7 separate regions of the Homo sapiens genome follow, and all the other regions are linked to region 6. The links are chromatin contacts, found by Hi-C or POLR2A ChIA-PET in ENCODE. All regions are on one chromosome and are shown on one strand. Each heading gives the region's core, a stretch centred on a gene start or an enhancer-like site at or near the end of the contact. The rest is flanking DNA. Distances are from core to core; before and after follow the strand shown.

Region 1 (2,700 bases), core at 80-2,579, 6.1 Mb after region 6:
AAGGAAAAACTACTATTTAATTCGATTTGTTACTCTCAAATGCATAAGAAGCTAGAACTGCTAATGAAGCTTCCAAGATGTCATCCTGAGACTGCTCTAACAAATAGCTGTCTTAAGTATTAAGTTACTATAAAATAATTGCCCTTCTAGGCCGGGCGCAGTCCAGCCGCGGTGGCTCAGGCCTGTAATCCCAGCACTTTGGGAGGCGGAAACAGGCAGATCACGTGAGGTCAGGAGTTCCAGACCAGCCTGGCGAATGGTGAAATCCTGTCTCTACTAAAAATACAAAAATTAGCTGGGCATGGTAGTGGGCAACTGTAATCCCAGCTACTCTGGAGGCTGAGGCAGGAGAACCGCTTGAACCTGGGAAGTGAAGAGTGCAGTGAGCCAAGATCGCACCACTGCACTCCAGCCTGGGCGATAGAGCGCGACTCAGTCTCGAAAAAAAAAAAAAAAAGAAAGAAAAATACGAGTTTGGGCTGGCGCGGTGGCTCACGCCTGTAATCCCAGCACTTTGGGAGGCCGAGGTAGGCGGATCGCCTAAGTCCAAGAGTTCAAGACCAGCCTAGGCAACATGGTAAGAACCCTGTCTATAAAAAATACATTAAAAAAAAATTAGCCGGGCGTGGTGGTGCGCGCCTGTAGTCCCAATTAATCGGGAGGCTGAGGTGGGAGGATCACTTGAGTCCCAGAGGCAGAGGTTGCAGTGAGCCGAGATAGCACCACAGCACTCCAGCCTGGGCGACAGAGCAAGACCCTGTCTGGAAAAAAAAAAAAAAAAAAGAAAGAAAAAAGATACAAGCTTGGGTTACAAATATCAGAACCTCAAATATAATCTAAAAATGAAGCACACCATCCTTGGTGTCCTAAGGCTGACCCAGGCTGCCCACGCTGCAGGACACCGCTTTCGCGGCCCCCTACCCCACTTCACACCCTAGGCACTTTTACTCTTTGCCAAACAGCTCCCGGAGGCGGTCCCATCCAGATTCCGGGTAATAGGGCTCTGGGACGTAGGGAAGCCGCTTCTGACGCTCCTCAAGGACTTCCGAATCGGCAGTCACAGCTTCGGCAGCAAAGACTCGGGGAAATAGGCACAATGCTCTACAGAGAAAGCTCCGCGGTGCCGGTGGCGGCACCTCCATGGCCTTCTCTCGACCTACGGACAAACTTGAGCGCTCAGGACTTCAAGTCCTCGCGGACGTGCCGCGGGAGAGCGTAACTGTACGAGGTGAGAATCCGTGCATTTGACCCAGGTTAACCCTCTGCCAGAGGGCTCGACACCCACACCTTCAGTCCCCGGCCTCGCTTTGGAGTCCTTGGAAATACGACACAGGAAGTCCCGCCCGACCGGGGCAAAGGCCAGGGGGCGGGGCGACGGCGAAGCCGGAGCCCAAAAGACTTCCGGTTGAGGGCGGGTTGGGCCACTGCTGTGCTGAGTGCACCCCCGGAAGTGAGTTGGCTGCCAGTAGTGAAGCTCAGCGTGGTCCCGGCAGGCCTTCGCTCCGTGTTTGTGGTTCCTGGGTCATGCAAACGGTGTCTGCGGCTACTTATATTCAGCTTGAGGTGGTCATAGGTTGAAGTAATTTATCGTATTTAAAATGCCAGGAATTAGCCGGGCATGGTGGCGGGCGCCTGTAATCCTAGCTACTCGGGAGGCTGAGGTAGGAGAATCGCTTGAACCCGGGAGGCGGAGGTTGCAGTGAGCCGAGATCACACCACTGCACTGCAGCCTGGGCAACAAGAGCGAAAATCTGTCTCAAAAAAAAAAAAAAAAGGCAGGAATCCCGCTTCAGTAAGGAAGAAAGTGCAATATTCAGTGCAAGTGGAGTAGGGAAAGAGGGAAAGGCGATTTGTGCAAAAACAAGTCCAACCTACTCTGCCAACATTAGAGAAGCCTTCCAGGCTGGGCGGGGTCCGTTTGTACCTTGTCAGTTCTGCTGGAAAAAAAACGAGGCATTGGGGATGGGTGTTGGTGCCAGTTACACTAAGATTTCGAGAACACTTTTTTGAAGAATCAGCTTTTTGGCAGGTCTTCCTAAGGTGGATTTCACTCCCTTTAGTTCATATGCCTACTGCTTCTCAAAAGGCAGGAGAATTTCTGGAATTTCTATCAAGTGTTTGTATAATTTGCCGTCACTACAACCTCTGCTAACATATGCTTCGAAGTACAGTTTTCATTAAAATGAATGCATTTAAAATATTCTCAATATTCGTGTAATTTCATTCAATCCTTGTTAACAAGCATACTCCCTTATTCATTTTGCCAATCCCTTCACCTCCTTGATTCCTTTCTAGTTGTCAATCAAAACTGCCACACTGTAGTAGAATACAGTAAGTGGACTTAGGAATTTGATAGCTGGAAATGCTACACATAAGTCCCTGAGAAGTGACTGACTAGAGTGACCAGCTCAATTAGTGACAGCGCCATGAAGACTACTCTGGGATATGAGATTTGATTCAGCACTCATCGTAGCACTTACAACACTGCATCATAATTTCCTATTAATCTGTCTCAATAAACTATCCTTGAGATCACAGACCAAATATATTCATCTCTGTATCTCCAGGACCTAGAACCGCAGTAGGTGCTCAGTAAATATTTGTTGAATAATTCAGATCTCCTGACTTCTGGCTCTGGATTACTGCTTATCCCATGTTAGGTAGAAGTGGGCACCAAGATAAGTTACCAAGGCCTGAAAG
Region 2 (2,857 bases), core at 136-2,635, 6.1 Mb after region 6:
CGATATCAGTCATTCTGGCTCTAAATTCTGGTTCTGGCTCTTATTAGCCAGGCTATTTTCTTTTTTTTCTATTATTATTATTATTATTTTTGAGACAGGGTCTCTCTCTGTTGCCCAGGCTGGAGTGCAGTGGCACAATCTCGGCTCACTGCAAACTTGACCTCCAGGGCTCAAGTGATCCTCCCACCTCAGCCTCCCAAGTAGCTGGGACTACAGGTGTGAGCCACCATGCCCGATTTATTTTTTTACTTTTTTCATAGAGACAAGGTTCCACTATATTGCTCAGGGTGGTCTCAAACTCTTGGGCTCAAGTGATCCTCCTGCCTTGGCCTCCCAGTGTTGGAATTACAGTCATGAGCCACCCTGCCTGGCCAGGCAGGCTATTTTCAACAAGCTACTTAACTTCTCTTAACTTCAGTTTCTTCTGTAAAATAATAACCATAGTAGAAGCTATCAAAATGTGAGATTTAAATGAAATGTGTAAAGCTACTAATCCAGTGCCTGACACAACAAAATTCTTAATAAAGGTTAATCATTCAATCAATACAAACAACTTTCTATTAAGGAGATTAAAATCTCTGGAGTGAAAGATTACACAAATGCTCCTTTTGACACTCTTATCTTCTTCTAATACCAAACTATTGTCAATTCCTGAACTCAAGATGACGTTGCTCACAGATCTTTACCTTTTTATCTGCCACTTCTCCAGGAGGACTGCCATTCTCCCACAAAGCCCCTATGCCTTTGTGGAGTCTTGGCTGAAACCCCAAGCTCTCTGCAAAGCTTTTCTTGGTATTGACATCACCACCATCCCACAGAATTCGTTAGTGTTACATGCTATCTCTGGACCTTGGACACACTTTTAATATTGTAACAAATGGTAATTACTGTATTTTCTTAGTGTCGCCTCTCTTCCACTAGACTCTGAGCTTTTGTGGTATTCGCTTTGTAACCACAGCATCTGTCTAGTTCTTAGCAAACAATAAGCGCAGGGTTGGATGCTGACGCATGACTTCATGACTTGGGCTCCCTCACTTAGCAGTAACGTGACCCTAGGTGACACCTCCTAATCTACACTCATCTGTAAAATGGCGGTGATAACTTGTACATGGTTACTACATGGAGTCCAAGAGACAGCAAGAAGGATCAGTAGCATGGTGCCCGCACCTAGCAGCCGCTAGCTGACTGAGGCCGAAAGAGGAAATGCTTTGGCCAACACTGGCCGGAAGGGGCGGGACCGCGAGTTAAGAGGAGAAGGCGCGCCCCACTGCGCAGGTGCAAATGGTAGGGGTTGTCGTGCCGGCTGATTCCGGGGACGCACTCGCGGCTGGGGCAGACCGCGGTCGCGTAGCTGACGTCATCGCCGTGCGCTGCCACGTCTGCTCAGCTCCGCGGTAATGGAGGCTAGGGATGGGTGCTGAAGTATCAGGCTCTGGCTCTAGCTTTAGCTCTGGCACTGGAACTGCGTCGGAGTCTGGGTCTGAGTCTGGCAGCCCGAAGCCTGGACACCTTTTCTTGATTCTCTAGGCGGGGGCTGCCTGCGTCCAAGCAGCTGGTTTGCAGCGTTCCAACGCTGGGAGGGAGTTCCCTTACCTGGGGTCCAGTCTGTAAAGTTGTCGCCGCTTTCTAGGGACCCCGCCCCACCGGCTGGGACTCTTCCATGCGTGAGTATTACTGAGCTGCCCCAAGGTCCGGCTGTCCTGGACCTGCCTCGGCCCTCTTGGGTGTGCGGCGGAGACTGCTTTGTCTACCTTTCTGCCGACTTCTCTTAGGGACCAGTCTGTTGAAGTTTGTGGTCTCCTGCAGTCCACCACACCGCATACTCTCACCTCTTCCGTCCCAGTTTTTTCCCTGCACTTTTCTTTCCCTTTGCTTGTTAATGGAGCAAGGACCAGCAGCCCCTGCATCCAGCGGTTTGAATGCTTTGTTTGACTTGGGGTTAGTTTACAGCCGAAGGCTGTTAGGAATAGGGAGCATTTGAAAACACGGGTTTTTTCCAGTGTCATCCTTGGGTTTTAGTTGTATTGTTTAGGAAACATTGGTATCCATGTTGACAGAATCATGATTTTTGCCGTAGAATGATGAAAAGAGCTTTTTTTTTTTTTTCCAGTGAGGATCTTTATCTTTTACTTGCTTCTTAATCTTGCAGTTTCAGTAATTTCTGTATGATTTTACACCAGCTTTTCTGGAGCGGGCATCCCCTTGAAGAGTTTCTTTCAATATTTTAACCCTAACATATAGAGATACCACTCGAACAGTTTTACTTTTAAACTGTTAAAAGAACTACTGGTACCCTTTCATTCCACTTCCTCAGTCCTGACAACCTCTGCAGAACAGGGGACACTCCCCCCCCCCGCCCCCCCCCCTTGAAGAAACACACTCAGAAGAACACACTCAGAAGTTAACTTATCCGGATAAGGTCAGATAATATGTGACCATCTGAGCTCACAAGCCATATCCCTTGATAACAAAACCTAATGTTTTATAAAGTGCCAATTCTTCTATATTTCAAGTAGTTTAAGTGTGAAACATTGAGCTGGAAATGTATAAGGTGTGATGTTTCTTGTAAACTTCTATTTGATTATAATATCTTACAGATGATACAAATCAGTTGACAAAAGACACAAATCATCACTTGCCTAAAGCTGAACAGAGCTTAGATCAGAACTTAGGCTTTTGACCCATTAGAGTCTGAGTAGTCCTTTAATTCGAATAACGTAAGTAGTAGACACTGGGAACATTCGTTTGAAAATCTTATTTTGTAAGGCCTGCTTACTCAGTGTTTGTCGTTGTTTTGTTGCCTACTTTAAAAATAGTCTACTGATGTTTAAATGTTTTTGTTGTCGTTCAGAGTTGA
Region 3 (2,820 bases), core at 54-2,553, 5.2 Mb after region 6:
TTTAAATATTTGTTATTTTCAGATATTAGGACTACTGTTAGAATGCTGGCTTGACCCAAAATAAGGTCTGTTCTTAAAAGGACTCTTTCAAAACAGATGACTCATCAGTTTTAAAAAGCATTCCACCATTAGCTTAAACATACAAAGTACGTCCTTCTAGGACTACCACTCAATCAGAAATTAAAGTTTGACTGCAGAGTAAAGGCATAGTTTCTCATACAAATAAATGACTGGCAAGAAAAAAACGACTTTCCTTTTTTAAGGAGGAAAGCAATTTAATGTCGTTGATTATACACGACCACTTAACTTTCTTATGTATAAGCTTTGTTAAAAAAAAAAAAAGCTAAGCATTTTTTCTCATTTCTATTCATTACTTTTCAAAATCATAAAATGTAATTTCAGAAAAGATTGAGTTTGGGACAAGGATGAAAAATACGTTAATTAGAATTACTAAATTAGTACCAGATCAGGATTTTCCCAAACTGTAGTTTTGACCTGCAGTACAAACTCTATGCTTTGAGTTTTTAAACTAACTCATTAATTTGAGCTATCTCAAATCATGCAACCGCCTCCATATCTCCCAAATTCACTCCTAGACACAACTTACACCAAAAGCCACGTATGTGCTTCTACAATTAAAACGGGCAAAACGTCCTTACTTGATACACATTTCTGCCTTAAAAAAGAAAAAAATAATTCTGTGGGGCAAGTAGTGCGGGTGTTACCCATATTTTATGCATGGGGCAACTGAAATCAAATCCCTGCCCTAGGCTATTTAACAGCGGAACCTCCAGTAAGGGTCCGGGGGTTCTGAGGTCTAGTCCAGCTGCGTTCACATTTCGAGGTCGGCTTTGTTAATCCTCGGACTTTAAATTCCTGCGGTTTTCTGTCATGGAGCTAAATCACCACTAAATTACTGTGTGCTCACAGAGTCCTGCAGACACGGGCCCCACTTTTAAACTGAAAAACAAGCGGGGGACGGGGGGGGCACGTGACGCGCGAACCCTCAAGGCGAGATAACCGAACATCCTTGGGCTGTTTGCCGAGGCAGTCTTGTAGCCCTGGAATAGGTCACCAGGCTCCAGCGACTATAAAGCGCGGCCGCCGAAACCCGGTCCGGCTCAGATGACAATTTGGCAGCCTCTGGGTGTCTGCCTCAGTTCTGCGCAGCCCATGCTGCGCTCTTGCCACTCCGCGCCCCGCGCCTCGTGAGGCAGAGCCCGCCCCGGAGCGGCGCGCGCACCCCAGGACTCGCGTCGCGTGACTCGGCCAAGGCGCGCAGGGTTTGCGCCCGCCCGCGCCACTTCCGACTCAGCCCTCGGTTCAGGTTCCGGGGCGCCGCAGAGCTCCCGGCCTCTGGACCGCGCGCGGCGCTCTGGGGAATCCGGCGCCACGCGCCGTGCGGTGGCCAGGATGGAGGAGGCCGGAGCAGCGGTGGTCACGGCCGGGGAGGCCGAACTGAACTGGTCCCGCCTCAGCGTGTCCACCGAGACGCTGGAGTCTGAGCTGGAGGCGCGGGGGGAGGAGCGGCGCGGGGCGCGGGAGGCGCTGCTGCGGCTGCTGCTGCCTCACAACCGTCTGGTGTCGCTGCCACGGGCGCTGGGCAGCGGCTTCCCGCACCTCCAGCTGCTGGACGTGAGCGGCAACGCGTTGACCGCGCTCGGGCCGGAGCTGCTCGCTCTGCGCGGCCTGCGCACGCTGCTGGCCAAGAACAACCGGCTCGGCGGGCCCAGTGCGCTGCCCAAGGGCCTGGCCCAGTCGCCGCTCTGCCGCAGCCTCCAGGTGCTCAACCTCAGCGGCAACTGTTTCCAGGAGGTGCCTGCCTCGCTCTTAGAGCTGCGCGCGCTGCAGACCCTGAGCCTGGGCGGCAACCAACTGCAGAGCATCCCGGCTGAGATCGAGAACTTGCAGAGGTGAGCGGGTGTGTGCCGGAGGGTGGGGAGGCCTCGGGCGGTGTCCGGGAACCCTGGGGCGCCGGGCCTGGGCACCTCAACGTTTGTCACGTAACTATTTCCAAGCTTTCTCTTTAACTGTGCGGTAGTGAGTTCTGCCCAACCATCTCAGCAAGTTGTTGTAAATACCTAGTATGTTCGCATGTGTGACTGTTTGGTGTGTTGTGTTTGGCCTATGCAGATTCTCGAGGCATTTTTTCTGTCTTCCTTATTGAATCTGGGGCGTGATCCAAACTGAGTGGAAACTCAAAACAGATGTAAATCAGAGGTTGTCACTTCTTTGCTCAAAAGTCTTCCGTGGATTTCCATCTCTATAGATCAAAGTACGTGCCTTTGAGCGTGGCGTACAAGGTGCTCTGATCTAACCCTTGCTTTCCACTACATTTGCAGCTTCCTCTTCTCTGTGGCAGTACCAACTACCATTTGTGGAGTTCAGTGACCTATGCATTTTCCCACGTAGAGAAAGCAGCTTGGAGTTGCTGGTAGGCACTCAGTATGTGTTGAATGGATGCAGTGCCTCTGTACACGTGCTGTTTCCCTTGCTTGGAATGTTTCCTTCACCTGGCAAACGCCTATCATCCTTCAAAAGCTATCTCAAGTTAATCATCTCTGTGATTCCTTTTTTACTACTCCCTGCACAACAATTTTTTTCGTTACTACTCCCTGCACAAAAAAGTACAGCCTATGCTGTACTTTCTCTGTGCTTCATTCATCTTGCCTTTGCATTTACCTTATTGGATATGATTCCTTGTTTACAGGAATTATCTGCTTCACCTACTAGATTATGCAGTAAATATGTTAAATTTAACTTTAGGAGGAAGCAGAGAAACAGGATAATAAAAGTGCCCGGTGGGGGAGTGGGAAATAG
Region 4 (2,723 bases), core at 149-2,648, 5.3 Mb before region 6:
AATTTTAAAAATAATCAGTGCTGTGTAGGAAAAGCATTAAATATTTTAACGAGGCCAAAGGGATCATGTAACATGTGAATGACGATCTAATGTGTCCAAAGTGTACAGTGAACAAACAGGTTCCGCTGTCAGCCTCCTAAATGATGTTTTGAAATAGGGTGGAACTTTAAGAAAAGCACTCATCTCATAACATTTCATTAAATTCACTGGGTTTTTTTTGTGAATTGAAAAATAATGAGTTTTTTCCCCAATGCTAGACATAATAAAACATGGCTTGCTTTCTTATAAATGAATCCTGCCACACACCACATCGAGGCTTGAAACGCCAATATACAGAGATGCAGCCCCATCCCCTTGTCCCCCATTTCCACTTCCCCTCGAGTAATTCCTTTCAAATAGCTATTTAAACATGCACAGACGCTATCTGAAATGAAAACTTCCCTCTCATTCCCTAAGCTGAAGAGAGCAGGAATTCCTCAAGAAAGCTGAATCAAGCTCAGTCACCCACAGAACCTCAATCTCTCAAATGCCCCATGTTACCAAAATAAAAGCTGGATACCCTAAGTAAGCAAATCCTTGGACACTTCACATACACAGTAAATAAATAAGCTCACGAAAATAAAAAGGTGGAAAAACAAAGACAACTTAAAAGCAAACCACCACACCCTCAACTCCGCGTTGCAACCGGTCGGCCAGGGGCCTTTACCTTCATTTTCCATCGAAACTGCACTCGGGTTGATGGCTACAAAGTCTTTAGTGTCAGCCACGGCCACACTGGGAATAGAGAGGAGAGGAGGAGGACAAGGAAGAGAAGCCCCCGGAATCCCAGGCTGTCACCCCCGCTCCCGGCCACGCGTCCCACGGCTGCTCCCACCACCCCTAGCAGCAGCATCTGCAAGAGAAACCAGGAGAAGCGGCGCTGACGAGAGGCTGAGGAAGGAGTTCCCCGCCCAGCCACTATCTCGGGAGCCCCCCTCCCCAAGATCCCGCACCCGCCCCGTCGTGTGCCCGCAACGTCCCCAGCTCACGCCAGCGGGGCGGCGCCCTAGAGATGCCCCCCCATCCAGGGGATACCCGAACCTCCCCTTCCTTCAGAACCTGGAAGTTTCTAGAAATGGGGGCAGGAGGTAATACTGGTACCCACCCAAAGCCCCGGACAGCCCTCCTCCAGGCTGCGGGGTCTCAGCCGCGGGGCTCGCGGGGGCGCCCCGCGCGCCTCGGGAGAAGAGGAGCTGCTCGCGGGGCAGCGGTGCGAGGCGGGAGCCTGCTCCCGGCGTGAGAAGAAGCGAGCGGGAGGGAGGAAGGGAGGGAGAGAGGGCGGGCGGGGAGGGGAGAGAAGAGGAGGTGAGGGGACCCGTCACGGTCCGCCGGGCCGGCTCCGCGAGGCCGTGCTGGTCTGCTCCCGCCTCCGACTCCTGCGCTCCGCCCCTCCCCGCCGCCGGCCGCCCAGTCGCGCCCCGCACTCCTGGGCCAGCCGCGAACCCAGCTTTGTCACTATTACTTCCGCTGAGAGAGGTGCGCGCAGGCGCATTCGTGTTCACGGGCTGGGAAGGCGGAAGTGAAGTGAAGGCCGAGACTTCGGCCCGGAATGGACAATGTTTGGGTTTGGATCCGTCCGGTAGGAGGTCGCTCGGGGTTGGTGGCCCGCCTTGTTCTTGCTGGCGCCTCCCTTACCCCAGGGACGGTGTCCGCCCGTTTATATGCACCCCCTGAACGCGAGGGTCGGAGATTCGCCCACGCCCCGTGTCGGCCACGCATTCCCGTGGGGCGGCCGCGGGGTCGGCCCAAGCTGAGAGTCATGGCCGCTGTCCCCGAGGCGTTTAAGCGCTCTCTACAAAGTCTGTAGGGGAAGCTGCTCCCGTCGGGGTGGCAGTCACAATCTCAGCAGGCAACGTTGAGGCCCACGGAAGGAAGGGGCGAGGTGTCCATGCTCCTGCCAGGGACTGGAGCACCGTGAGCAGCCTCCCGAGTCTCGCACTCTCACTTGCAAAACCCTGCACTGACTGCTTGGTTCTTGGGGGAGCCGGTAATCGCGGGGCGACTTCCCAAAATTCTTTAAGGGGTGTGCTTAGTTACCATGTGTAATGAGAGAGCAAGGTTCAGCCTCAGAGAGCTCCAGGGAGAGCTAATCTTTTTCATTCGTTTGTGGTATATGGAACTGGGGAGAGGCTGGAACAGCAATTAGAAACCAGTCGTACAGCTGTCGAAGCCAATGAACGAGCACTTCTTTTAGCAGCTGTACCTTTGTCCAGTGTCAATGCCTTTTCACACGTAAACATTTCACTTGCTCGGCATCTTACCCAGACCCCTAATAAGTGCTTTTTAATGAACGATTGGTTTTAATAAACCGTGGTGAGCCAGACATATAATGTTGAACAGAAGTCCTCTCACACCCATAACCACTAGAGGGCAGGGCTTCACCTACTGAGTTGGTGATCATCCTACAGAGAACTCAAAAGAAAATTTCCGTATATGCTAGATGTGTTTTTCTCCATCAACACTTAGACACTTTACAAATTTGCTTTTTATCTCAGGTCCTGTAACATATCGCAGTGTGCTCTCTAACCACACGTTCAACATCAGAATTAACGGACGGGGTTGCCTGTGTTTCTATATTTGTTCCCAAGTAAGTGGTACTAGACTAGGATTGAAAATTCTGGACAGCTTTCTAGATTTACCTTTCTTTTAAGAAATATTGAACTTTTATTCAGCGAGGTCACTTT
Region 5 (2,806 bases), core at 186-2,685, 5.5 Mb after region 6:
GATCACCCTAGTTCCAAAAGATCCAAAGCTACCACGGGCTCCTCTGACCCCCCCATTTCCTCGGAGGCTTCAGGATATCCGGCCTGACGGCATTTCCCCTCACCTGCTTTCGGGGCCCGTTTTGCGCTGGGCAGTTGCGCCCAAGGAGCGCGCGCATCCAGCATGAGCTCATTTCTCATGGGCGTTTCCAGAGGCCCGGCCGGGCCGCGCACACCAAGCGCAGCAAGCCTCTGTATCAATGGCCCCCGCGGCTGGGCGGGGCGCGGCCGCCCAAAGGCGCTGCCTTTCTGGAAGCTTTGTTCCCATTTTAGCGTCTGAGAGCTTGCAGCCGGCTGGGAAGGCCCCCTTGGTCCGTCTGGCCCTTTCGGGGAAGAGGCCAACACTCGGCACACGCGATCCACGGCAGAGGGGAGCCTTGGGCGCGCAGAATTGGCTGCGCCCCGCCGAGAGCCTCCTGTGGGTGGGGAGAGCCCCTCCACCCCTCTGCTCGCTTGAGCGCTCAGAGCCCAGGGCCGCCGACCGCAGCACTTTCCGATTTGCTGCACCGAGGGCCCGCGGTCCCTGTGTGCGGTTTCCACCGTTGTTGGAGGCGGCCGCAGGCGAACCGTCGGGTCGTCAGCCACGACCCGAGTCAGGCATCTCCCCGCTCCTGGGACCGGGGCCGAAGGCCAATCACACTGCAGCTAGGTCTTGCGATTGGACGGCAGTGAGAGCCGATTGGCCGCCGCCGCGAGTTTCGGGCTCCCTCCCTCTCCCTTTTGCCCCAACTCCAGCGCCTAAGCTTCAGGCCAATGAGACAGCGCTTTATAGACGCCCTCCCTTCGCTTTCTTCTCCCCACCTTGGAGAGGGAGGGGAAGTCCTGACTGGCCAGACTGTCCTCGGAAGCCCCCTTCTCTTCACCAATCACCGAAGGAGGTACGCTCCCAGCGGAGTTTTCCAGCCAATCACAAAGCGGCGGCGGCGCCCAGCCGTGCAGTTTCACCAGCGTCTCTGGGTTTCACCGTCCTCAACTCTTCAAGCCTCTTCGTAAGGGCCGGCGACTCTGATTGGCCACTGTTGCCATTGTCGAATGTCTCCTCCAGCCAGCCACCGAACAAGGCGAATTCACCCTTTCCGTTCGGCTACCTTCGGCATTTTCCGCTCTTTGGGCGTGGCTTCCCAGCGTCACTTTCTAATTGGTTTCTCAGGCTGATCGGCTTTTTCCGGGAGGAGCCGCAAACAAACGACGTCCGTGATTGGCTCCGTTCGGGCTTCGGCTCCCAGCCGAAGCGGGCGAGCGTGGGGCTCGGCCGGCGATTCCCAGACGCCTGTTACGCGGGCGGCGGGGCGCTGGGCGGTGTAAGGCTGGGTGGGGGAGGAAGGAGGTGGAGGACGAGTAGGAGGGGGGAGGAGGAGTGGGGAAGTGCAAGGCGGCTGCGCAGACAGCGCTCCTCACACAGAGCAGCTCCTGACCCGGGCGAATGCGGGCTTGTGCCGCCGCCGCCGCCGCCGCCGCCCGGGCCAAGTGACAAAGGAAGGAAGGAAGCGAGGAGGAGCCGGCCCCGCAGCCGCTGACAGGGCTCTGGGCTGGGGCAAAGCGCGGACACTTCCTGAGCGGGCACCGAGCAGAGCCGAGGGGCGGGAGGGCGGCCGAGCTGTTGCCGCGGACGGGGGAGGGGGCCCCGAGGGACGGAAGCGGTTGCCGGGTTCCCATGTCCCCGGCGAATGGGGAACAGTCGAGGAGCCGCTGCCTGGGGTCTGAAGGGAGCTGCCTCCGCCACCGCCATGGCCGCTGGATCCAGCCGCCGCCTGCAGCTGCTCCTGGCGCAATGAGGAGAGGAGCCGCCGCCACCGCCACCGCCCGCCTCTGACTGACTCGCGACTCCGCCGCCCTCTAGTTCGCCGGGCCCCTGCCGTCAGCCCGCCGGATCCCGCGGCTTGCCGGAGCTGCAGCGTTTCCCGTCGCATCTCCGAGCCACCCCCTCCCTCCCTCTCCCTCCCTCCTACCCATCCCCCTTTCTCTTCAAGCGTGAGACTCGTGATCCTTCCGCCGCTTCCCTTCTTCATTGACTCGGAAAAAAAATCCCCGAGGAAAATATAATATTCGAAGTACTCATTTTCAATCAAGTATTTGCCCCCGTTTCACGTGATACATATTTTTTTAGGATTTGCCCTCTCTTTTCTCTCCTCCCAGGAAAGGGAGGGGAAAGAATTGTATTTTTTCCCAAGTCCTAAATCATCTATATGTTAAATATCCGTGCCGATCTGTCTTGAAGGAGAAATATATCGCTTGTTTTGTTTTTTATAGTATACAAAAGGAGTGAAAAGCCAAGAGGACGAAGTCTTTTTCTTTTTCTTCTGTGGGAGAACTTAATGCTGCATTTATCGTTAACCTAACACCCCAACATAAAGACAAAAGGAAGAAAAGGAGGAAGGAAGGAAAAGGTGATTCGCGAAGAGAGTGATCATGTCAGGGCGGCCCAGAACCACCTCCTTTGCGGAGAGCTGCAAGCCGGTGCAGCAGCCTTCAGCTTTTGGCAGCATGAAAGTTAGCAGTGAGTATTGGTTTTATTTTACACCCCTTTTCCACCTCGCCCTTAAAATAAGAAACCTCGAAATACCAGGATCTGAAATTATTAGACCTCCTGATAAACAGGCAATGGAAAAGGGCAAAACCTATCTTCAGTCAAGGATGAAGCAGCTCCCTTTTTACTCCTCCCATACCCCCTCCCCCGGTCTCATTAACCTTGAATTGAGATAATATGATATTTATTTGGATGATTCGATTTCAAACTGCTTTCTTGTACTTTTCTTGCTGTTGGTAGT
Region 6 (2,899 bases), core at 120-2,619:
CAGGCCCAGGCCTGGTTTCCGGCCTGGCGCTGGGCTGCCTGTCTTTGGTTTTACTTCCTTGCTGTTTCTTTTTTTCTTAAAACAGGTACTGAGTATAAAACAATATGAGAGGGTCTCTCTCCTTCCTCAGGCTCACTGCAACGTCCGCCTCCCAGGCTCAAGTGATTCTTCTGTCTCAGCCTCTTAAGTAGCTGGGATTACGGGCACGCACCACCATGCCCGGTTAATTTTTGTATTTTTAGTTGAGAATGGGTTTCACCATGTTGGCCAGGCTGGTCTCGAACTCCTGACCTCAAGTGATCCGCCCACCTCGGCCTCCCAAAGTGCTGGGATTACAGGCGTGAGCCACTGTGCCCAGCCTCAAGTCATGTTATTATAAACTAAAATTAGCAATTAGGAGAGACTTTAGAAATCTACCCATGCACTCTTGTTTTACAAATCCAAAACCAAGGCCTAAACAAGGTGAAAGATTTGTCTGGGGTCTGGAAGAGTACCTAGCTCTGTTCTGAGATCTCTAATTTCCATGACAGCTTCTTTTTAATTTATAATAATGATTGGCTTTACTCCAATGTCATGCTTGCCCCCCCCCCACCCCAAGTAACTAAAACGTACAGATGTTTGCTTCGTTCTTGTACTTTCTTATTTTTGTAAGCTTTCTTCCTAAAATGCCTGGAACGGCCCCTCAAATGGAAGGCTAGGACGTGGTTAGGAAGGCGGGCACTCGGCCGGGCGCGGTGGCTCACGCCTGTAATCCCAGCACTTTGGGAGGCCGAGGCGGGCGGATCACGAGGTCAGGAGATCGAGACCATCCCGGCTAAAACGGTGAAACCCCGTCTCTACTAAAAATACAAAAAACTAGCCGGGCGTAGTGGCGGGTGCCTGTAGTCCCAGCTACTTGGGAGGCTGAGGCAGGAGAATGGCGTGAATCCGGGAGGCGGAGCTTGCAGTGAGCCGAGATCGCGCCACTGCACTCCAGCCTGGGCGACAGAGCGAGACTCCGTCTCAAAAAAAAAAAAAAAAAAAAGGAAGGCGGGCACTCACACACCAGAAGGGAACTCTCTAGTGCTGCTGGCTCCTTTGTTTCTTCCTCCTTCACTGTCCGGGTTCCTCGTTCCGTTGCGGCGCCCTCCCTCGCCCTCCCTCGCCCATCAGCCAGTCGCCCAGCTACCAGCTCCCAGAGCCTCCGCCTCCTTCAGGGACCCGCCGCCCTGACCCAAGATGGCGCCAGACGCTTCGGCTGTGAGGGAAGTGAGCTCACGCTACTCCGGAAGGGAAGGCGGGAAGGGAGCAGGGGGCGGGGGGTGGCTGACCCGCTGTGGGGCTGTGGGGCTGTGGGGCTGTGGGTGGGGCGGCGGCCGCGGCCCTGGCATTCGCGCTTGGGTCTGGAGATAGCGCGAGAGACTCACCGGCTCCTGGGAACCCAGTCGAGGGCCCGGGCCAGGGGCATAAGAGGAAGTTGTCCCGAGTGGCTCGCCTCTGGCCCTGGGAGAGGCGGCCCCGGGAGCCGGCGTCCCGCCCCCGGCGGCCTCATTCCCCGACCCTCCTCCCCGGCTGCGCGCGCCGGCCCTGGCTGTATCTCGGGGGCTGCGGCGGGAACTGCCGAGCGGGCTTGACTGGACGCACTGCCTGAGGACCTGCGGAGGAGACGAGGGAGCGCGGCGGGTCAGCCCCGAGGTTAGGCCGCGGGTCCCCTGTCCGTGGCGCTCCGTCCTTTTCCCAGCCGTCTTGGCTACAGAATCTGCGACCTCCCCACACTCCTTCTCTTTTGAGTATGTCACTTAAGTCTTCTCGCCGGATGCTTTTTCCTCCTTGCTTTTGCCGGAAAGGAGAGAGATACATGTGAAGGATATCTGTCCTCGTTGCTTCCCCTGCCCTCTCAAAAGTTTAACTTCTGTGGGAATGTGTATCTTCCTTTTCTGGACCATTTGACAGTCCCGCCCCAGCCGCCGTGTGATTTAGCAACCGGTATCATATTCAGATCAAATCTTAAAAAAAAAAAGTCACCTACAGAACTACAGAATTGTTCTCTCCCGCTCAAGAAGGGCAAGTGGACTTTGGCGTTAAGATGCAGGGGGGTGAACCAGTGTCCACAATGAAAGTCTCGGAGAGCGAAGGAAAGCTGGAGGGCCAGGCCACAGCGGTGACCCCGAACAAGAACAGCAGCTGTGGAGGTGGAATCAGTAGCAGCAGCAGCAGCCGCGGTGGCAGTGCAAAAGGCTGGCAGTACAGGTATGCTCCTTTCTCCAAAATTATTTCCCGAGGTGGAGGTAGGGGTGAATATGCCCTGGAGGCTGCATCCCGCAATTGTTGAAAGATAAAAGTTTTTTCACTGGCTTCCAGAAGCTACTGATACATCTCGTTTGGATCTGGGACCTCGCCTAAAAGATTTAATCCATTCATTTGTTCATTCAACAGGTATTTATGGAAGGCCTTTTGAGGAACACAGAAATGTATCCCTGAACTTCCTCTACAGTCAGAGAGTTAATGCTTCCTCAGATTTAATTCTGTACTCACTTCTGCTTTTGCCTATGTTGCAATTTATTTACAAGCCAGCTTTCTCTGATAGACTGCGAGGGCAGGAACTGTTTAACTCAGCTTTCTCGAGAGGGTAGCAAATACTGGTGCTCAAAACTTACTTGTCCAGAGCTTCTCCAGAATCAGAAAAGATTCTTGCCCTGAAGGTATTTGTGACTTGGAAAGGGGAATGTACATAAGTAATTGGAATGCAAGGACAAAGGTAGAGATCCTAATGCCTCTGATAAACTAAACCTGAGCCTGGAGATGTTCAGTTTGCGTTGCTCAGGCCACTTCAATGCTCTCTGTGTTGATGAGAAAGTCTATATTTGTTAATTTTCACTAATATGAATGAACAACTTAAGGAACAGGAGGAGAGTCCTGG
Region 7 (2,818 bases), core at 22-2,521, 6.8 Mb before region 6:
TAAGAAAGAATTACTGGGGGCAGGTTCTGAACTTCTACTTTTTTCCCCAAGACACTGTATTACAAAAGGCTCAACATAACTGTACACTATAAAGCCCTTCATAGAGGACGCAACAGCATCAGGTACAGAACCTCCTTTTTGAGGGAAATCAGAATAACGTAAAAGGGAAAAGCAGAGGGAAAATGAGAAATAATTACTTTGGGAGACCACCGCCACATTAGGGTGAAATCTTTACTTTTTTCCCCCCTCTAAGCAACGGACACAGGAAACAATCTTAAGACAAACGTGGTTAACGGAACACGCTACAAAAGGAGAAAATTTAAGGGAAGGCACTCTTAAACATAGTTAAGTATCAAGTGATTAACAGCCACTTCACTGAGCGTCTAAGTCCTACTTTACCCACTCCAAAGGCCACATTCAAAGATAAAATCACAGCAGCGGAGGAAAGGCCACGTGAATAAGCTGCCTTGCAGGAAGGAAAAGCCTTAGGGGAGAAAATGATTTTAGAAAAAGTACTGGAGAACAGACGACGCGGATGCTCATTTCCTAACAAAACGAAACAAAGCAAAGAAAGTCAGTCTGCAGGACTTGTTCGGAAGGAGGGTCGCTGACCCAAGGAAACAAGAGTTGCCGGCATCCAGCAGGAAGGGTGCTCAGACTAGGAGACTGGAAGGGAATCCCGAGGGCGGAACCCACAAGGGAATGAAGAGCCTGTGGGGTAAGGATATGTTAAGGCGAGTGGAGGAGCGTACTAGGTATAAAACAAGCAAAAAAAAGGGGTGGGGCTGGACAGGGCAGCGCCCTGAGCTAATGTCACTCAAAGCCGGGGGGGCGTCCAACGAAAGGAACCAGACCAGCAGCCTGGGGGAAGGGTAATCTGCTTCCTTAGCAGCTGCAGGCTGCAGCAGCCAAGACCACCCCGTTTTCCCTGCCCTGAGCCCCACAAAGTCCCCACGGCGTGGGAAGGGAGTAAGGCAGAGCCCCAGAGCCCAGTGCCCGGAGTCGGCTTTACCTTCGCGGGAGGCTGGAGAGGCTCCAGCCCTAGCTCCTCCCGCCGCCGGCTCAGCTTCCAGAGTGGGATGAGGCGCCCTCCGGCCTCCTCACCCTCACCACTTCCCCTTTCCCCCGCCGGGGCCCTGCAGCTCCGCTGCCGCGGGTTCCTGGTGCCGCCGCGGCGCTGCCTCCCCGCCCCCTCCGCCTCCTCCCTCTGCCTCTCAGAGTTTCACTCTGGAGGCCGCCATCTTCGCTCAGGCTTTGAGCGAGCGCGCTCTAATACGCCTGCGTCGCCACCGCCCAGGCTGTCACGAGACCCAGTCAGCTGATTTCAACTCTTCCGTCTTCTGCCCCGCCCTCCCCGTCCTCCCCGTCCCGATCGTTCTTTCCCTGAAATTCTGCTTTCCTCCGGCCAGCCCCCAGCAGCTACACATGCGCAGAGTAACGACACCGGCCGTGGGATTTGGATTCCACGCAGCGCGTCAGGGGGCTGGCGCCTCGGTGGGTGCTGAAAAGGACACGCCCCTGGGCGCGCGCGGGTGCCCATGACCACGCCCCTCCGGCGGGTGCCCATGACCACGCCCCTCCGGCGTGTGCCTTAGGGCCGCGCCCCTCCGCTTATGTCCTGCGGAGAGTAGGGTCGCAACCCGGTACTTAAGCTTTAAGTCCGAGGAAATCTTGTTTTAAATCACCTCTTTTTAGCTCTTGCCGTCAAGTGCCATGGAGCATCTGCGAGGCAGTCTGAAGCCTCAGCCTATCTCCTGGTTTGGCTGGATTGGGAGCCAGCAGGTTCATTTACTATTGAGACGTCCTGAACGACAGCAGAGCAGGGTTTAAGTTATGGATGCTCTGGAAGGTCTCAGAGACCAAATTCTCAGAGACGCCTAAGGCATTTGCAGGTGGGAATGCTGGAAAGATAGTTCTGGTAGCCCCATTTATTGTGTCCGGATCAAGTGTTTAGAAGTTTACTTAAAGCTGCTTAATCTTCAACTCTCTGAGATACGAATCATCCTCGTTTTGCAGATAAGTTGAGGCCCAGCCTCAGAGTAGTGGATTTCATGTTTGCACCCAAGTAATTTGAACCCAGAACCTGTGCCCTCTAGATAACCATCTTCCTGAACCTCACCTGAGAGGGAAGTCAGGGCAGTGAAAAGAGGGGATATTGGGACTAAAGGATTCGGCTAGAAATTATGTGTTATCTGTGGGCAATGGTTTAAATAAGAAAGGTCAATGTCCACTCCCAGATCTGAGCCGTAAAGACCACAGTTTAAAAATTAGTGATTAAAAAAAAAATAGTGATTCTGCTGCAGACTTCAGAGTAGAGGCAGTGTAGGGTGACCTGCATGGATACATTATTGTATAAGGGTTAAAGGTCTCTGATAAGGAGTTGAATACTCATTCTTCATGGCAGTCCTGAAATTGTGATTTCTTGGCGTCCCCTTCAGCAAGTTGGCTCATTTTATAGACAGCGATTGCAGGATGAAAAAATGTGGAAAAATGGTTTTTACAGACTTTACCTCTTGATTCTATTAACCCTTTGCCCTACCTTAGGGCGGAAAAAGACTATTTGTGTTTATCCTTAGACTTTTCTGTAATGCAGCAGTAAGATAAGGTGCATGTAAGGGAAGGTACTAGGAATAGCTGGGTGTGGGAAGACAGAACCCGAAATAGAGTAGGAAGGGAGGAGGAGGAAAAAGAAACAGGAGGGCTGTGTTAAGGGGCCTTATTGGCTTATCCCATGGAAACAGAAACGTGTTTATGTGGTTACAAAGCCTTCCAGTAATCCCAAAAGTAAATGTGGGGTATATTATTTCGATTTTAGAGA

What was found. Hi-C counts contacts between places; a loop is a spot of excess contacts on that map. ChIA-PET counts read pairs that join two places held with the same protein, here RNA polymerase II (POLR2A). Pooled maps may share reads with other maps.
Region 1: a map of CD4-positive, alpha-beta T cell shows a loop between it and region 6 (21-fold over the local background). The contact joins the promoter of TIMMDC1 here to the promoter of OSBPL11 in region 6. A Hi-C loop is called at or near these places in 2 of 168 maps with a recorded cell type or tissue (CD4-positive, alpha-beta T cell and CD8-positive, alpha-beta T cell) and 4 of 50 pooled maps.
Region 2: a loop to region 6 is called in a map of B cell, with 16 times the contacts of the local background. The contact joins the promoter of TMEM39A here to the promoter of OSBPL11 in region 6. A Hi-C loop is called at or near these places in 1 of 168 maps with a recorded cell type or tissue (B cell) and 5 of 50 pooled maps. POLR2A ChIA-PET finds 5 or more read pairs at or near these places in 1 of 52 experiments (B cell).
Region 3: a pooled map shows a loop between it and region 6 (22-fold over the local background). The contact joins the promoter of LRRC58 here to the promoter of OSBPL11 in region 6. A Hi-C loop is called at or near these places in 4 of 50 pooled maps. POLR2A ChIA-PET finds 5 or more read pairs at or near these places in 3 of 52 experiments (GM12878, activated B cell and naive thymus-derived CD4-positive, alpha-beta T cell).
Region 4: a map of CD8-positive, alpha-beta T cell shows a loop between it and region 6 (7-fold over the local background). The contact joins the promoter of ATP2C1 here to the promoter of OSBPL11 in region 6. A Hi-C loop is called at or near these places in 2 of 168 maps with a recorded cell type or tissue (CD8-positive, alpha-beta T cell and naive thymus-derived CD4-positive, alpha-beta T cell) and 6 of 50 pooled maps. POLR2A ChIA-PET finds 5 or more read pairs at or near these places in 1 of 52 experiments (activated B cell).
Region 5: a loop to region 6 is called in a pooled map, with 28 times the contacts of the local background. The contact joins the promoter of GSK3B here to the promoter of OSBPL11 in region 6. A Hi-C loop is called at or near these places in 1 of 37 single-sample maps with no recorded cell type and 7 of 50 pooled maps. POLR2A ChIA-PET finds 5 or more read pairs at or near these places in 4 of 52 experiments (B cell, CD8-positive, alpha-beta T cell, T-cell and 1 more).
Region 7: a map of B cell shows a loop between it and region 6 (23-fold over the local background). The contact joins the promoter of DNAJC13 here to the promoter of OSBPL11 in region 6. A Hi-C loop is called at or near these places in 3 of 168 maps with a recorded cell type or tissue (B cell and naive thymus-derived CD4-positive, alpha-beta T cell) and 9 of 50 pooled maps.

The regions. Positions count from the first base shown.
Region 1 is chr3:119,497,176-119,499,875 of GRCh38, reverse strand. It overlaps TIMMDC1 (translocase of inner mitochondrial membrane domain containing 1), which reads right to left and starts at 1,329. Exons shown (of 7, transcript NM_016589.4): 1 at 949-1,329. The coding sequence starts at 1,142. RefSeq lists an enhancer at 1,540-1,589.
Region 2 is chr3:119,462,143-119,464,999 of GRCh38, reverse strand. It overlaps TMEM39A (transmembrane protein 39A), which reads left to right and starts at 1,385. Exons shown (of 9, transcript NM_018266.3): 1 at 1,385-1,664; 2 at 2,852-2,857. RefSeq lists enhancers at 1,135-1,194, 1,225-1,714.
Region 3 is chr3:120,347,837-120,350,656 of GRCh38, reverse strand. It overlaps LRRC58 (leucine rich repeat containing 58), which reads left to right and starts at 1,303. Exons shown (of 4, transcript NM_001099678.2): 1 at 1,303-1,913. The coding sequence starts at 1,414. It also overlaps the pseudogene BTNL12P. RefSeq lists a silencer at 1,308-1,637 and an enhancer at 1,988-2,037.
Region 4 is chr3:130,892,759-130,895,481 of GRCh38, reverse strand. ATP2C1 (ATPase secretory pathway Ca2+ transporting 1) reads right to left here and starts at 1,398. Exons shown (of 28, transcript NM_001378687.1): 1 at 1,145-1,398; 2 at 707-892. The coding sequence starts at 712. LOC107986023 (a long non-coding RNA gene) reads left to right here and starts at 1,561. Exons shown (of 3, transcript XR_001740492.2): 1 at 1,561-2,626. RefSeq lists a silencer at 1,144-1,533 and an enhancer at 1,624-1,843.
Region 5 is chr3:120,093,076-120,095,881 of GRCh38, reverse strand. It overlaps GSK3B (glycogen synthase kinase 3 beta), which reads left to right and starts at 1,435. Exons shown (of 11, transcript NM_001146156.2): 1 at 1,435-2,535. The coding sequence starts at 2,448. It overlaps GSK3B-DT (GSK3B divergent transcript), which reads right to left and starts at 778. Exons shown (of 3, transcript NR_186629.1): 1 at 104-778. RefSeq lists enhancers at 327-646, 926-1,220, 847-1,256.
Region 6 is chr3:125,593,967-125,596,865 of GRCh38, reverse strand. OSBPL11 (oxysterol binding protein like 11) reads left to right here and starts at 1,369. Exons shown (of 13, transcript NM_022776.5): 1 at 1,369-2,229. The coding sequence starts at 2,066. RefSeq lists a silencer at 1,252-1,661 and enhancers at 1,762-1,821, 2,782-2,841.
Region 7 is chr3:132,415,955-132,418,772 of GRCh38, reverse strand. DNAJC13 (DnaJ heat shock protein family (Hsp40) member C13) reads right to left here and starts at 1,271. Exons shown (of 56, transcript NM_015268.4): 1 at 1,013-1,271. RefSeq lists enhancers at 407-942, 882-1,031 and silencers at 1,062-1,201, 1,482-1,581.